Linked DNA regions of Homo sapiens: region 1 is linked to region 2. Evidence: read pairs that join two places in POLR2A ChIA-PET (ENCODE). Cell type or tissue: Caco-2. All regions are shown on one strand.

Region 1 (4,000 bases), 190 kb before region 2:
TGGGAAAACTGGCTAGCCATATGCAGAGAACTGAAACTGGACCCCTTCCTTACACCTTATACAAAAATTAACTCAAGATGGATTAAAGACTTAAACATAAGACCTAAAACCGTAAAAACTCTAGAAGAAAACCTAGTCAATACCATTCAGGACATAGGCATGGGCAAAGACTTCATGACTAAAACACCAAAAGCAGGCCAGGCTTGGTGGCTCATGCCTGTAATCCCAGCATTTTGGGAGGCTGAAACGGGTGGACCATGAGGTCAGGGGATAGAGACCATCCTGGCTAACACGGTGAAACCCCGTCTCTACTAAAAAAATACAGAAAAAAATTAGCCGGGCATAATGGTGGGTGCCTGTAGTCCCAGCTACTCGGGAGGCTGAGGCAGGAGAATGGCATGAACCCAGGAGGCGGAGCTTGCAGTGAGCCAAGAGCACGCCACCGCACTCCAGTCTGGGCGACAGAACAAGACTCTGTCTCAAAAAAAAAAAAAAAAAACAAAAAAAACACCAAAAGCAATAGGGACAAAAGCCAAAATTGACAAATGGGATCTAATTAAACTAAAGAGCTCCTGCACAGCAAAAGAAACTCATCAGAGTGAGCAGACAACCTACAGAATGGGAGAAAATTTTTGCAATCTATCCATCTGACAAAGGGCTAATATCCAGAATCTACAAGGAACTTAAGCAAATTTACAAGAAAAAAACAACTCCATCAAAAAGTGGGCAAAGGATGTGCACAGACACTTCTCAAAAGAAGACATTTATGCAGCCAACAAACGTATGAAAAAATGTTCATCATCACTTGTCATTAGAGAAATGCAAACCAAAACCACAATGAGATACCATCTCATGCCAGTTACAATGGCGATCATTAAAAAGTCAGGAAACAACATATGCTGGAGAGGATGTGGAGAAATAGGAATGCTTTTACCCTGTTGGTGGGATTGTAAATTAGTTCAACCATTGTGGAAGACAGTGTAGATCCTCAAGGATCTAGAACCAGAAATACCATTTGACCCAGCAATCCCATTACTGAGTATATACCAAAGGATTATAAATCATTCTACTATAAAGACACATGCACACATATGTTTATTGCAGCACTATTCACAATAGCAAAGAATGGGAACCAACCCAAATGCCCATCAATGATAGACTGGATAAAGAAAATGTAGCACATATTTACCATGGAATACTATGCAGCCATAAAAATGGATGCGTTCGTGTCCTTTGCAGGGACACAGATGAAGCTGGACACCATCATTCTCAGCAAACTAACACAGGAAGAGAAAACCAAACACAACATGTTCTTACTCATAAGTGGGAGTTGAACAATGAGAACACATGGACACAGGGAGGGGAACGTCACACTCTGGGGCCTGTTGGGGGCTGAGGGGGGGGTGGCTAGGGGAGGGATAGCATTAGGAGAAATACCTAATGTAGACAATGGGTTGATGGGTGCAGCTAACCACCATGGCACATGGATACCTATGTAACAAACCTGCACGTTCTGCACATGTATCCCAGAACTTAAAACTATAATAAAAAAAAATGCCATCATCAGCTTACATCAGCCACTGATACAAACAGTGCAACATCAGACACTGATCATGACACTGAGATGCTGAGACTAAATGCTCCTCTAGCAGCTTCCTAGCCCAATCTGGATTCCCTTTTGTCCTTTTCAATAAACAGATTTTCAGCAGAGAATAATACTTCCATTTTAAGTGTATTGGGGTCGTCTTACTTCAGCTGTGAAATCATAGAGAATTTATGGTCCTCAGTATAATTATATGCCAAATTGCACTGAGTCAATTACCCCTGGATGTGTGAGTTTCTCTTTTCTTTTTAATCATCTTCAGCAGGAAGCTGTACCACTAATCTGACTGGCACACATCTCTGCAGTGATTGCCTTCACATTAATATCCGTTTTCTAACATGTTTCTGCCCATGCAGTATAATTAAATATTTTGCATTTCTTCAACATGCAGATTAGTGTACATGGAAGGAGAAAATCAAATGTTAGAAGATGTAGTTTGTGGCCAGACACTATGGCTGATGCCTGTAATCCCAGCACTTTGGGAGGCTGGCAGGTTGAGATGGAAGAATCACTTGAGCCCAAGAGTTCAAGACCAGCCTGAGCAACATAGGGAGACCCCAATCTCTACAAAAAAAAAAAATTTAAATAAGTGAGACATGGTAGGGTACACCTGAAGTCCCAGCTATTCAAGACGCTGAGGCAGGAGGATCGCTGGAGCCCAGGAGTTCGAGGCTGCAGTAGCTATGATGGCACCACTGCACTCCAGCCTGAGCGACATAGACTCTGTCTCTGAAAAAGAAAATATAGTTTGCCTCACATTTGTTCCTTGACATTAGCAGTGCAAAGAAATGTAATGGCTTTTATACTGAAAAAGCCAGAATACCTTAAGCCAAGAGTTAAAGAGCTTTCAGTGATCCAGGGTGCCTGCTTCATGATAGTCATGCTGCGTGGCTTTCATCGGCATGAGCAGAGCCTTGAAGCTCCAAGTCCAGAATTACTAACCTAGGTCCCAGCTCTGTGTTGGCTTCAGGCCCACCTCATTTGCTAGTTCTGGAACACTAGAGAAGTTGTTTGAATTTCCAGGGACAGAGCTTCTTGATTTCCTAATGTGGAATGAGAAAAGTTAATAACAGAAGTTGTTTCAGGAGGATAATTCTAAGATAATATCCCTCTCCCAAGGAGTATATGTGAACTCAGTAACAGGAGAGTGCTTTGAATCTTTAAAGTACTGAGTAGCTAGCAAAGAGCTGCCATATGCAGATCTCAACCAGACCTGACCATTTGGCCCTCGCTTGCAGAAACAGGGTTAACTTCCCAAGACCTGAACCACTGCCAGTGTAAATAAATGGGAAGAGGTATTGAACAACCTTGAAGAGCTTATGCCTCCCCATCCTGCTGTAAATTGGGAGTGAAGGTAGGCCATTGTGTACATTGTCACAAGACACTCTGATGCCTGGTAAAAGGATAAACTACTAATTAAAATGATAAAATTACATTTGAACTCTGGAGACCATGAGAACTTTATAATTGACTCATAATATGCCTTGGCTGCACATACACAGCTATTAATGGTTTGTAGAGGGGAAAGTCCATTTCATTTTGTATTAACAAAAAAAACACTCCAAAAAATACACATAATGGAAATGATTACTTCTCTCCTCTGGTAAGAGGCACTTAACCTTTGATCTTGTGCTAAGTTACATTACCAGAGGTAGCTCACCAGCGGCCAGGAATTTGTTTCCCTTGGTATTGTTCTGAGGATATGTTAAAATAATTAGTAAATTTTTCAAAGTCCTCCTAAGGATAGCTCTTTCTTGATTAAGATGAACTAAAGAAAACATTGACTTAAGCAAATACAGTGAAAAATACAAACCACCATTACGTGGATTCAAGATTTTCTATTTTTCCTTCCTTATATGAAGTATTAAATGAACTAATTCCTCAACCTTTTTTTATTTTTTTTATTTTTATTTTTTGAGACAGGGTCTTGCTCTGTCACCCAGACAGGAATGCAGTGGCATGATCTCGGCTCACTGTAACCTCCACCTCCCAGGCTCAAGCAGTCTGCCCATCTCAGCCTCCCAAATAGCTGGTACTACAGATGCATGCCCGCCACCACTCTCAGCTAACTCTTTTTTTCTTTTTCTGTAGAGATGGTTTTTCACCATGTTGCCCAGGCTGTTCTTGAGCTTCTGGGCTCAAGTGATCCTCCTGTCTTGGCCTCCCAAAGTGTTGTGATTACAGGTGTAAGCCACTGTTCCTGGCCTCCTCAATTCTTTTTTAAAATGTTTGGTGGAATTATAAAGGACTTCTTTTGTTTTTCTTTTGGGTTTGTATTTATCTTTATATTGTTACAATAACAAATGTAAATACAGGCCCATAAATGTAAAGATATAATAAAAAAGCTTACTTGCTGGAAGTCATACACATGTTCATTTAACTTTTCTGAGTAATTTT
Region 2 (4,000 bases):
TTTTTTTTTTTTTAAATAATCATTGTTGGCTGGGCATGGTGGCTCATGTCTGTAATCCCAGCACTTTGGGAGGCTGAGGCGGGTGGATCACTTGAGTCCAGGAGTTCAAAACCAGCCTGGGCAACAATATGGTGAAACGCCGTCTCTACAAAAAGTACAAAAATTAGCTGGGCGTGGTGGTACACACTTGTAGTGCCAGCTACTTGGGAGGCTGAGGTGGGAGGATTGCTTGAACTCGGAGAGTTTGAGTCTGCAGTGAGCCGTGGTTGCGCCACTGCACTCCAGCCTGGGTGACAGAGCGAGAGCTTGTCTCAATAATAATAATAATAGTAATCATTGTTTAAAAAATCCAAATGTATAAGGAAAGGAAAATGACTAAAAAATATCCAATATTCATATTTCTAAAAATATCCACTGAGTTATTCCACAATGAAGATTTAAAATGTCTAAAAGAAGAGATGCTAAGAATTGATATATGTAACCTATTGATATTTACATAGTAAATCATTAGTTAGCTTGATTTTTACGGTTTTTAATGGACTTTGCCTGTGATCAGAGCTTTTCATCACCCCATGAACCTGAGGAGAAAAATGAACAAGCACAATCAGAGTTGGGAGAATATAGTTTGCACTCCAGGCTCTCCTTTTTTCTCTTTTAAGCCACACAGACTCCACCTTAGACAGCCGGTGGGGTAGCTCCAGGGTGAGAAGTTGAACTAGGCACTTGCTCTGGCAAGCAGGGAGGAATTGCTGTGCTGAGCATTGGTGTTAAGATACAAAGAGTACTCTTTGGAGAATCACCGAAACTATATTTTAAGATAATGTTCACGCTTCATTTTATGAGAATGGAGGGTATTTTATTTAAAATGAAAACATCAGTTTTATGTGCACCCTTTCACAGTCTACAACTTCAACCTTCTTTGCCTAAAAATCCTTTGTGGTCTAGACGCCATTCTTTCCTGCTGCATTTTTTTTAATGCCAAAGAGATGACTGTCTTTTGTTTTTGCAGTGGCATTGAAAATATCCGCCCATTTCATAGTTTGCTGCTGATAAGAGGAATGACCTCTTTCATCCTGTGTCAACTTTTCATGGCACAGTTTCTGCCCCTGTGATTGGAATTGCTTCCTGGGCCACCACAGTTATCCCGAGGCCCCTAGTCAGAGTCACCTTGGAACTGACTTAATTAACTCTCGAGTGTAGGAAATATCAATGGCCTCCCTCTCCCGTGACCCTGTATATTGTATATTGCTTGTGTGTTCGTGTGTGGTGTGCAAAAGGGTCTAACCTGGTGTAGCACCAACAAAGCTAAAGAACACAATCTGATATCTCTTCTTCCTCCTCTGTTTATTTAGGTTTGGTGGGAAGGGGACGGTGGGCGGGCCGGGGACAGAGCGGAGATGTTTTTAAGCTCTGAACCAAGCTTGCACCCGGTGACTTGCATCCTTAGAGGGGATGCAGGGGTTCTAAGATGCTGCTGCAGCCGCTGCTTCCTGGCCCATCTCTGGCACCAGGAGGAGTCTGGAGTCTCCAGAGAGAACCGCACTCAATGTGCTGGGAGCCGCAGGCTTTCCGCAGGGGGCCTTTAAAATACCCACTTCCTTCCCTTGGAGAGACCTAGTTCTGCAACCCAGCCTTACCCTGGGCCTTAAGCTTACCGGGATTTTTTTTTTTCTGCATCTTTTGAATGCCCAAGCCAGAATAATGAAGAAAAAAGTAGATATGCAGTGTGCAGATCAGAACTAACCACCCCTAGGTAAAAAACTGTGTGTTCTAACTACTGACCTATCCCAGTTTTTCCCAAGCTTGTCCTGAGAAGCTGTGTAATGTCCTGAACCTTCTGCTTTGATCAGGAGAGAAGGGCCCCTCCTCCAGTGCCAAAGAAGCCGGCGAAGGGCCCCGCGCCGCTGATCCGGGAGCGCTCGCTGGAGAGCTCGCAGCGCCAGGAGGCCCGCAAGCGCCTGATGGCCGCCAAGCGCGCCGCGTCCGTCCGCCAGAACTCGGCCACCGAGAGCGCCGAGAGCATCGAGATCTACATCCCCGAGGCGCAGACCCGGCTCTGAGCGCCCCGCAGCCCGGCCGCCGCCGCCAAGCATCTGTCCCCTCCTCCCCCGGCCGCTCCTCTGCCGGCTGCCTCTCCCCCTCCGAGCCCGTCCGCTCCCGAGCTCGGTGACTTCCACTGTCGCGGTGTAGTTGTCCACCTCGCAGGAGCCGCCCCCCGGGCCCCCCTCAGCCCCCCACTTCCCGTACCCGTTTGCCCATCTCCTTCTTCACCGAGCTTCGCCCCCTGTCCTGATGCCGTCGCCCTGCCTCATACTGAGATCCAACCCTTTATTTTCTGGGCAAAGCCAAACCCACCTGTGTAGAAGTGATGCCTTTAGGTCACCCGCCGTCCTCAGTTCTCTCGAGCTAGTCTGTTCAGCAATATAAAACCATAGGGTATTTCAGAAATCCAGTATCACAGGGTGATCCTTTGGGACTTACCGTCTTCCACGTGAAAGAAACTAGGCCTCCGATTCCCTTTATTTCCCCTAAATGGTTATTCTTTTAAAAAAGCAGATGGAGCACTTTATTCCCAACCTCAGAAATCACACCATCTCACTGGAATCCATGAGGGACACAGAGAGAGGGGACCAAGCCTGGCCTGGGGGTGGGGGACCTGGATGTGTAGCAAGGATGGGAGAAGCGAAATCTGCAGGTGCTGGGGGCACCTGCACACTCACAGCTGCACAAACTGCCTCACTGTTACTTCATCAATCACAGCTTCAAATGTCTCAATCAGCAGAAGATTGTAAATTCGATCTTTCAGGGAAATTAATCTATTCTGAAAGGCAATAACATGAAGCAAGGCAAAGGAGGCACTGATGGTTTAGTATACTACATAAGGGATTTTTTTGTTCTATTATTAAGAAAATCTAGACCTGAAATGTTTTCTCAACTCTTATTGTACTGTGTATATTTATATTGTTGTCGTGGCGGCTGTTTTTAAAGGGAAAGTGTTGGTTCTATTAATTTGTTAAGTGTCCATCCAGGTGGGCCTACCTGATTCCACATATATAAGTACATATCTGCTTATAAAGCGCTGTAAATGGCAGCAAGGCTGTTTTTGGAGAAGAGTTTGGGTTTTCCTACCATCCCTTTGAATGCTACACATCCGTCTATTTTAACCCAAGTAGTTCGTATTTCAGATATATTTTCTCCTTTCATCTCCTCTCACTACTGCAGAGTCCAGTAATACCTAGCATAGGATTCTGTCCTGTGTCAAATGGCTAAAATAAATTTTTGCCCCAATAGACATGCTGCCTCATTCAAAAGAGCTGCCGCTGTCATCTTGAGGTTCCAGGTAGTGAGAGAAGAAACTCGACCTGCCAGGGTCAACAGCCATGAAGAGGTGGGGGGAGTCATGATTCATAAACACTGAAAGAAGTCAAGGCTTTTGGCAGAGAGTGTTGATTTAGATTTTTAGTCTTGATTGATGGGCAGTATGCATCGGTGTCTAGCTGAAGTTGTCTTTAAATGCCCTTACTCGTCACAGTTTAAACACTTAGGATGTGGCAATCTTAAGTATCAATGGCATTTTATGTCCAGCTAACATCCTAAAGCATTAGAAATTAAAAACGAAAGACTTTTAAAAACATACATCAAACATGCTTGCACCAGAGAAGCTTTTTAAAATAATACACTCTCATAGCCAGGTGCTAATTTAATTTTACTTATGAAATTAAGAGAGGTGATGGGTTCTAGCAACAGATATTTTCACGGACATATTCTAAAACCACTAGAGAATTCGCTACCTCTCAGAGCCATCGATGCTTTGAGCTACCTTTATAAACAGGGCACAAATGTTTACTGCTGTGGTTTACAAGAAAAGGGCTACTCACTTATTTTGAAACCAACGAACCAACTTTTAACTAGGGTGAACAAAGCACTCAAAGTGCTTTGTGAAATTGGAGCATACAGAGATTTTGAGCTTCAAGTATTTGCTAGTTTTAAAAAGAATACA

The links. ChIA-PET counts read pairs that join two places held together with the same protein. Peaks named below come from ENCODE experiments on the same cell type or tissue, not always from the same donor. Only the 100,000 strongest peaks of a DNase experiment are listed, where the experiment ranks them.
Region 1: POLR2A ChIA-PET joins it to region 2 with 5 read pairs; 2 of 35 experiments call an interaction of 5 or more read pairs at or near these places.

The regions. Positions count from the first base shown.
Region 1 is chr18:3,691,439-3,695,438 of GRCh38, reverse strand. The region is part of intron 7 of DLGAP1 (DLG associated protein 1); the gene reads left to right. Among named protein-coding and RNA genes, the nearest start is that of DLGAP1-AS6, 40 kb to the right of the region's middle. In Caco-2, no CTCF peak of the experiment used is centred here; no DNase peak of the experiment used is centred here.
Region 2 is chr18:3,497,245-3,501,244 of GRCh38, reverse strand. DLGAP1 (DLG associated protein 1) reads left to right here. Exons shown (of 13, transcript NM_004746.4): 13 at 1,851-4,000. The coding sequence ends at 2,060. Among named protein-coding and RNA genes, the nearest start is that of GAPLINC, 33 kb to the right of the region's middle. In Caco-2, no CTCF peak of the experiment used is centred here; a DNase peak (open chromatin) is centred at 1,984; H3K4me3 peaks cover 810 bases.